3 separate regions of the Homo sapiens genome follow, and all the other regions are linked to region 3. Evidence: chromatin contacts called from ENCODE Hi-C data. All regions are on one chromosome and are shown on one strand. Each heading gives the region's core, a stretch centred on a gene start or an enhancer-like site at or near the end of the contact. The rest is flanking DNA. Distances are from core to core; before and after follow the strand shown. Region 1 holds the start of YAF2 (YY1 associated factor 2). Region 2 holds the start of DDX23 (DEAD-box helicase 23). Region 3 holds the start of LINC00938 (long intergenic non-protein coding RNA 938).

Region 1 (2,721 bases), core at 198-2,697, 3.5 Mb before region 3:
ATCAAGGAGCTCGATAACTAAGTGCTGACAGATTAAGAATGCCACTGACTGAATTTCCTGGATGATTTTCTTTATTCACTTAATTCAAAGTCATTTTTTAAAAGACAGAGTTATTATACTGCAAGCTTACAATAAATAAAGTCTGAAAATAGGCAGAGATCTTTTCATCTCATTTGTCTAAGAGACTGCCATTTAATCAAACTAAAGATATAAAGGTACTTTCAGTAAAAATCTGTTCCTGTGACTGGGCTCATCTCCAACTACTTATTTATAAAATATTAGAGTACTGGAATAAAAACACTAAATAAAACCTTGATCTGACCCTTCCAGAAGTACATGTAGAAAAATAAGTTTTAATATATTGTGTATTCTGCAATCAGATACTTTTCTTTCTTTAGGAACGAAATTAAATTACATCCTTTGCTCCTAAAGAGATTTTATGGGTTTTCCTTGATCCCCACACACTAACACAACAATGCAGCCAACATTTTTATACCCAGAATGGGGAGAGGGGCATTACACCCAGCGATACGAATTAAATCGCAGTAGCTAATGCCTCCCTTAAATAATTTATTCTCTCTTGGCAGCAAAAAACGTTACAGCCTCTTCAATTACCCCTCACCGCAAACCATCGCCTGGGTTGCGATCAATGTGACCCAGTTCCTATCGCCACAGCCACCTCCGTCTGCCTCCTCCCGCCGGGTCCGCCAGTGTCATGGGAGGGGGCGGCAGCCGCAAGGGCGTCCTCTGGTCGCCACCCCGCCGGCCGGCGGCGCGAGGGGCAGGCCCGGGACTCACCGGGTGGAGGTGCCCTTCCGCACATCGCACATCATGCACTTGAAGGCCTCGGCGCTGTTCCGGAAGGTGCAGACGCTACAGTCCCAGTAACCCTCATCCGAGGACGGCTTCGGCTGCCGCTTCGGCCTGCAGGACACAACCCGGACACGACGCGGCGCGGGGTCACCAGCAGGCCGCGCCCGGTGCCCGGGCCCCGCGGCCGCCCCCGCCCCGCCCCCCGCCCCAATTCTGCGACCCCCGCCCCGCGGGCCCTCGGCGCGCCGCGCTCCGGCTGAGGGGGAAGGGAGTCAGGAAGAGGCAGGGCGCGAGCGCGGCCGCAGTCGCCGCCGCCACAGCCGCTCTGACACCCGGGCGGCCGCTCCGGTCGCCGCCGCCATCGCGGCTCCATTGTGGGGCGGCCGGCGCCGGCCCCCTCAAGCGGCAGCACTCGCACACCAGCGGCGCTGCCCCCGTGCTCGCCCCGGTGCCCGGGCGGCTAGCGAGGCGGCCACCCGAAGCCCTGCACGAGGGCCCTGCCGCCCGCACAGTCCGGGCCCCGGGGCCCGGGCGCTGTTACCTGGTGGGGCTCTTCTTGTCTCCCATGGCTTGGCTATCACCGCACGCCGAGAGTCGCCGCCGCGACCGCTCTGTTTGTCAATAAGGAGGATAATAAGCCGGGCGGAAGCGGGCGGGGGAGGAGGGAGGGAGGGGGCGGGGAAGGCCGCACCGCCGCGCTCGGGAGCCGCCGCCGGATCCCACGCAGCCTCCAGCTGTCGGGGAAACTCCTGCCTGGGCGCACGTGACCCTCGCCGGCCAACCAGCAGCCGCGCCGGAGACTTCAAACGCGGCCAGCGCGGCCCAGCACCCGCGGCGAGTTAGCCGGCGGGCGGTGCGGGGGTGGCCGCGGTGGCCGCGGCTGCCTCGGGCGCCGGCGCCGCCTCTCCGCGCTGTTCCCCCGTTGCCCCCTTGGTACCCCCGGCTGCCGGGGACTGCCTCGCGCTCCAGAGCCCCTCTGAGGAGGAAAACGTCTGTCCCACCGACTGGCAGGGGATGCTCCGTCATCCCGTGCGAAGCCTGGTCCAAGGTAGGGCCGGCCGGCGTTCGGAGGCCTGTCCAGGTCTGGACAGAAGTGCCAGCCCGGGATCTCCAGGTAGAACGACTTTCCTGGCCTCCGCTGTCCTTAGCTACCCAGCCCCCGCCTGCAGTATACCGGGGGGAAGGCGGGAACCAACACGCAGCGCCATTGCTACATGCCTTAAAGCACTGTCTGGTTTATGCACACAGATGCTCTAACAAGTAGGGATTGTCAACCCTAACTTAGAGGAATTGAAATCAAGACTCAAGAGAGATTAGGTGACTTCCTCTAGGCTATATAATTAGAAAATGACAAAGCCAAGAGTCTAACTCTGTTTTAATTCCAAACGCGCCCTTTTGGCCTCTCAGGCCTCTGCAGTAGCTGCTTTTGAAAGAAACCCCTATATACTCATAAGTCCTTTTTAAATATAAGGAGTTTGCATGTCCCCTCAACGCTGTCTGCTAACAAAAGAACACCTTCCCAGGTCTCTACGTCAACATACTAAAGGTCCTCATACTCCAGACTCCAGCAACAGCCATCTAACTGGTCTCCGAAGCTCCACTTCTACCTCCCCAATGTATTCAGTAATCCACAACCAGATTAATAATAAAATGCTGTTAATACTATGCCACCACTCTGATAAAGAACCACTAACGACTTGCCCACACTCCTTAGCCTGGCATTCAAAGGCTTCACACATTTTCCCTACCTCTGCCTCCCTCTCCCATAAGGAAAGCTGCCTCCTGACAAAGAGTGCAGATGAAATTCATTCCCTTACCAGAACCCTTCCTTCATGCACATGGGTTACTTCTGCATAAAGTATATCCCTCTTTAACTGTGCTGTTTCTGTCCATCTTTCTAGGTTTACA
Region 2 (2,718 bases), core at 151-2,650, 3.1 Mb after region 3:
CCACCGAAGTGGAGAGGGAATAAGGGACAGGGAAGTAACCACTGAATTTGGAAAAATGGAGATTATTGGTGACCTTGACAAGAGCTGTTTCAGTTGCATTGCGGGAATGGAAGCCTGAGTGGAATGAGTTTGGAAGAGAATGAAAAATGAGAAGAAGACAGTAAATACAGGCAACTTTTATTACAGGTTCTATTATCACAAGGGCCAAATAACCAGGCTGACTCTGGCCATGCTTCCCAGCAGCCTTCCTCTCAAACCTCCAGATCTTCAGGTCCTCAGTTCTTGCAGGGCAGGGGCACATTCTTTTTTTTCACTCAATGACGTATTTAACAAGCATCTACTGTACGCAAGGCACAGTGCTAGGTGCTATGTGAGTTACAAAAATAAATTCTGTTCACAGGAAGTGTTTAGAACAACAGGGTTATGAGGTCGGACGCGGTGGCTCACGCATGTAATCCTAACACTTTAAGAGGCCGAGACAGGTGGATTGCCTGAGCTCAGGAGTTCGAGACCAGCCTGGGGAACACGGTGAAACCCCGTCTCTACTAAAAATACAAAAAATTAGCCGGGCGTGGCGGCGTGCGCCTGTAATCACAGCTACTCGGGAGGCTGAGACAGGAGAATCGCTTGAACCCGGGAGGCGGAGGTTGCAGAGAACCAAGATCGTGCCATTGCACTCCAGCCTAGGCGACAGAGCGAGACTCCGTCTCAAAAAAAAAAAGAAAAGAAAAGAAAAAAAAGAACAATAGGGGGTATGAGACACATACCAAGAAGAGTATCAAGGCTCAGATGTAGTAATACAGGTGTTCAAAGGCGTTTCCTTTCACTTGTAAAAGGTGATGTGGAAGGCTTGGAAGAGGAAGTGACGCTTGAGCTTTTAAGTATAAGTAGAATTTTAAGATATGTAATTAAGGACGCGGAAAAGAAGTCATTCCCGGCAAAAGAAATAATACGGCCGGCGCAGAGGCGGGAAAACATGGACTGACTGCGAGAGAAAAGCCAGAGTTCCAGTTTGGCTGCACCAAAGGCTACTTTAAGCATGAAAGAATAAGGTCAGACTGGGGGTATCAGAGGCGCTGTGCCCATAGGCAGAGTCCTGGGAGGAAAATATCGTGCAGGGACGTGGCCTGTGCCCGGAGGAGCCAACACTACCCCTGGGGCCCGCGCCCCTTCACTCCAGCCCGCCCGAGCTTCCCGGGTTCATGCCCCTTCTCTGAGGCGTTCTTTCCCGCCTCATCCAGGAGGCAGGGGCCACCGCCGTGCCCTGACTCTAGCCCTTTCTGTAAGCTCGTGGGAACCGCCTCCACCGCCCGGGACTCACCACCCTGAGTCTGAACCGCCCAACGCGGCCTCAACGTCGCGGAGCCGTCGCCATCTTTCCCGTTTCCTGGTCGCGGAGATGAACACCCCCCACCCCCCCGGCCGCGAGGCAAGCTGGGAAGGCGAGTTCCTGGAGCTGGGCGGCACAGGCCGACACTGAGGCCTGGAAACTACCAATCCCAGAATGCATGACTTGAGCGCCGGCCCCAGGCTGCGGGGTCTGCCGGGCAATGTGGTTTGCCAGACGTTAGCGTCCGGGAAGGAAGAGTTTTTCGCCAATAGGCTTTCGGCATTAGGTTCTCCCGCCGAGCACCCTTCTTGGAATCGGCTGGTCTTCCTAGAAACTACGGTCTATGACTGTCCTTGCCCGTGGCTTACAGTGGAGGAATTTAAGGGCTTCCTGAGATATCTGTAGTACGTAATTATAGCTAACAACCGCAGTAACAATAAATACCATTCGTGGAAAAGCGGTTTTTATAATAATTCTGTGAGAATGGGGCTAGCCCCATTTTACAGTTGGACAAACTAAAGATCAGGTTACCGGAGTAGGTTCACAAGGAGGGTGATGCAGTTCTCCATTGTGTGTGGAACTATCCCAGGCTTAGGAGGACGTTTTAGCAACCTTGGCCCCTGCAGCCGGGTGAATGCCATAACAACCCCCAGTTATTGTTACAGCTCCAAATGAGCCCACACAATGGGCTCTAAAGTCCTCCCGGAAGGATGGTATCTCCTGGGCTCTAGCACCTGTTTTCTCAACATTCCAGATGGAACCCTGGTTTCCTCAATTTCTTGCCCTTTGGAATGTGACCAATTGTTGAGCTATCTTGGTATTTTTGCTTCTTTCTTCCCCCAGATTCCCCTACTTCAGTCTTCCACTGAGTTTTGTTGTTGCTGTTGTTGTTGTTGTTGATGTTGTTGTTGTTGTTTTAACCTCAAATCGTAAGTTCACTTTGTGTTTCTCTTTGGTCTTATGGGTTCATAACTCTTTCCCTCAAAACAAAACAAAACATTGCAGTTGCGGAAACGGTTTAGATAACCAGAAGTATCTCGGACCTCCCTTCCCATTTTGCCAGCAGCAGGTTTGTTGCTTCAATTCCACATGGCTGTAGGTCTGCCTTTTCTCTCTGAATATGCCCAAGCTCTCAAGCAGAGCCTCAGGATAGACCCAAGTAATCCTAAAGCCCTGAGCATCACGTACAATGGCCCAAAGTAACCCTCGGAGACACACACTTCTCTTAGAACCTGCAGCCTTTCACCTCCCAGCTTCTACTCCAGAGAGAACGCAAGGGAAAGAAGAGAGCTCTGAGATCTGTTAGGTGTAATTCACCACAAAAGCACGAGAGGGCGCTCGACTCACAGATTCACAGATTAAACTAAGAATCAGACCAACCATGGTAG
Region 3 (2,700 bases), core at 149-2,648:
TTTGAAGATAGCCTCTTCTACAGAAAAGAAATTTTTAAAAGTCAATTCTCCAGTTTCTCATCACATCTTAATTTTTTTAAAAAGGCTTTTAAACACTAGTATCACTCCAAGTCTTTAGCCTTTGATACTTGCTCTGAAAACACACTATCGTATGTTTGTGTATGTACACACACACACACAACAGTGACTTAAAAGTGGCAACCGCCTCTTGAAAAGTAAAAATATGTCATCCCTCCATTCTGCCCTTAAATGAGAAATAAAGACAATAGATTTGCCCACTGCAGACTGGGATACCAGAAAAGACGTTCTAAGTCTCGCCTGAGACAATATTAACCTGCTATCTTAAGTCCCAACTTGGATGACTTAAATTTCAGTGTACGTGCCTCCGTTCCCACTCTTGCCCCATCAGCTCCATCAGCATCGTCATCCCCGGCTCGGATCCCGGCCGCGACCCGCCAGGGCCGCCGGAGTCCGCGAATACCGCCCGCTCCCAGCAACGAAGCTCCCCGGCTCCCGGCCGACCGCGAGTTCCTGGAGCAGCAGCCTCCAAGGTTCCCAAAGCCCACGATTCAGGCGAGCGGTGCCGACCGGGCCGTGGACTGTGGCATTTTAAAACTACAGAAGTCTCACTGCACGACTGGCGCGGCCGAGGTGGCCCAGGAGACCCTCCAAGAGATTCTGGTCAGCTGCCGGGAGCGTGGAAGAGCAACCAAAGCCACCAAGGCGCCGCGCCAAGTCCCCGGAGCAGTCACCTCAGCTTTCCGTTCTCCCTCTAGTTACAATTACTCCACAGGCTTCTGGCGCTTCCTTCGAGAAAATGAAAAACTAAAAACGCGTAGAGGTGGTAGAAGTCGTTGGCATTTTCCGTTTAATGTGATCCCCCAGGCTCCATCCCTTAAGTGGGGTTTCCAAACTCGGATGCATCCTCAGCAGAGGTTTTCCATGTTGACAGATCTCTCGCCTCCCACAAAATGGGGCCGGGGAGGCGGCCGCGGTCTCCTCTATGGGCGCCGCCATTTTGTGAGGCGGCGGCGGCGCGGCGGCAGGAGCCCGGGGTGTGTATAATGGTTGAATAGAATGACCCCCTCCAGGGAATCCCCGGCACTGACGGTTACGTAAGGGGCTGTGCGCAAGTGCGGCGTTTAGGGAATCCGCACAGCCCGGGCCACGCAGCTCCGAGGCCCACATCTCCACTTCCCCTAAGAGGACCGATGGGGGAAGGGACAGCTGACCGGGTCTTCCTCGCAGCAGCCTCACCCCTAGTCTTCCGCGGCCGGCGAGCTTCTCCACCTCCCCGGGCCGGGTCTCCGCCCCTCACAGGCTTCCGAGACACTCACTGGCCCTGGGTTGTCAGGATCTTCCTAGCCACAACCTTATTCCGACCCCACTTAAGAGACAAACTTTAGTTGGGAAATAAGTCCGTTTCCTAGAGTGAGCACCGGAAGCAAGCTGCACTATATTACATAATTTTTCACCTCCAAAGCAATGTTCCCATTGGAACGACTACCTGAAATAACCCATCCAGACCCCTACTACCCTGTGACCTTGGGTTAGGCAGTGACTTTGCCCGTGGTGGCCGTCACTAAAATGGGAATAATAATACGTTTCACGTACTGTAATCTTAATTAACATTTGTAGCAAAGAGCCGGCTCCAACACCCCTCGTAAATGCAAATTTAGGTGGTAGTATTTGTTGAGATGTTTTGACTCATTTAAGCAAAGGGTTTTTTTAACCTTCAAAATATTTTAAACGAGGATTACATTTAAGACATTTGAAAGCAAGGAAAAACGTTTTATTCGGTATTTATTTTAAACGCAGCAATCTTGAAGAGACCTTACTATAAAAATGTAAACCTTAATTATTATTGTCGAAGTTCGATAGATTGCTTCCCAACCAGTTTAGTTAGTTTGCATAACTTTGCTCATAGAATACTCCAGTTTGATATGTGAAGCCAACCAGCGGCAAGATGAATTAAGAGCATTACTCTATTTCCACAGAACTAGGACAGACAGTTCACATTGTATTTAACGTATAGTTTGCTAAAGTTAGCGTGTGGATAATTCATAGAAAATGTGCTAACCAGGCCCCAAAATACTAGCATACGGCTCATAAAAGCCGATTCCTTTAGATTTTACAAAAACAGAAGGTAACAAATTGACTTTATTCCGATCTGTGAATGTTGCGTAGCGTGAGGGGCTACCCCGGTGAGCTTCCTTTCCCTTCAGAGCGCCACACCGGTTCTGTCGGGCGGGCGGGGACTCCGAGGCGGCCCTTCCAACAGCCGGGCCGGGGACGCGAACATCGCCTCCACCCCTAACCCTGGAACAACCGGTAGTGGCCGTTTCCCCGCACCGCCCCCCTTTCCGCCGGCTTTGTGTGCGTGTGAAATGTGCGGCACATTGCAGACGAACCCTAAGCCCGGCGAGTCGAGTCTATTGTTCCCCGCGAGGATCTGCCGGGGCGGTGTGGAGCCAGGCGCAGTGCCGCGGCCAGCCCTCGGGGGTCGCTGTGTGGCACTGGCTGCCAGGCCGTGGCGGCGGCAGAGAGGGAGGCTGGCGGGGAGGGAAGCAGGCGGGCGGCGCGCAGCGGCTCAGCTGCCGCCGGTGCTTCTGCCCGGGGACGCCCCGGCCTCAGCGGCCGAGGCCGCGCGTGAATGTGTGCGAGGGCCCCGCGGAGCCGGGGCCGAAATACACGCTGTCA

Evidence for each region. A loop is a pair of places that touch in the nucleus more often than their neighbours do. Pooled maps may share reads with other maps.
Region 1: a pooled map shows a loop between it and region 3 (11-fold over the local background). The contact joins the promoter of YAF2 here to the promoter of LINC00938 in region 3. A Hi-C loop is called at or near these places in 2 of 37 single-sample maps with no recorded cell type and 15 of 50 pooled maps.
Region 2: a pooled map shows a loop between it and region 3 (9-fold over the local background). The contact joins the promoter of DDX23 here to the promoter of LINC00938 in region 3. A Hi-C loop is called at or near these places in 5 of 50 pooled maps.

Annotation. Positions count from the first base shown.
Region 1 is chr12:42,236,801-42,239,521 of GRCh38, forward strand. It overlaps YAF2 (YY1 associated factor 2), which reads right to left and starts at 1,448. Exons shown (of 4, transcript NM_005748.6): 1 at 1,355-1,448; 2 at 799-924. The coding sequence starts at 1,380. It overlaps LOC124902920 (a long non-coding RNA gene), which reads left to right and starts at 1,645. Exons shown (of 2, transcript XR_007063279.1): 1 at 1,645-1,927; 2 at 2,337-2,478. RefSeq lists silencers at 574-903, 1,024-1,093, 1,194-1,573, 1,624-1,863, 2,054-2,193 and an enhancer at 739-1,240.
Region 2 is chr12:48,850,763-48,853,480 of GRCh38, forward strand. DDX23 (DEAD-box helicase 23) reads right to left here and starts at 1,401. Exons shown (of 17, transcript NM_004818.3): 1 at 1,322-1,401. It overlaps LOC105369755 (a long non-coding RNA gene), which reads left to right and starts at 959. Exons shown (of 2, transcript XR_944925.3): 1 at 959-1,052; 2 at 1,288-1,787. RefSeq lists enhancers at 1,257-1,446, 2,326-2,535.
Region 3 is chr12:45,726,523-45,729,222 of GRCh38, forward strand. LINC00938 (long intergenic non-protein coding RNA 938) reads right to left here and starts at 1,399. Exons shown (of 1, transcript NR_028408.1): 1 at 1-1,399. RefSeq lists enhancers at 27-989, 695-1,414, 990-1,952 and a silencer at 2,465-2,700.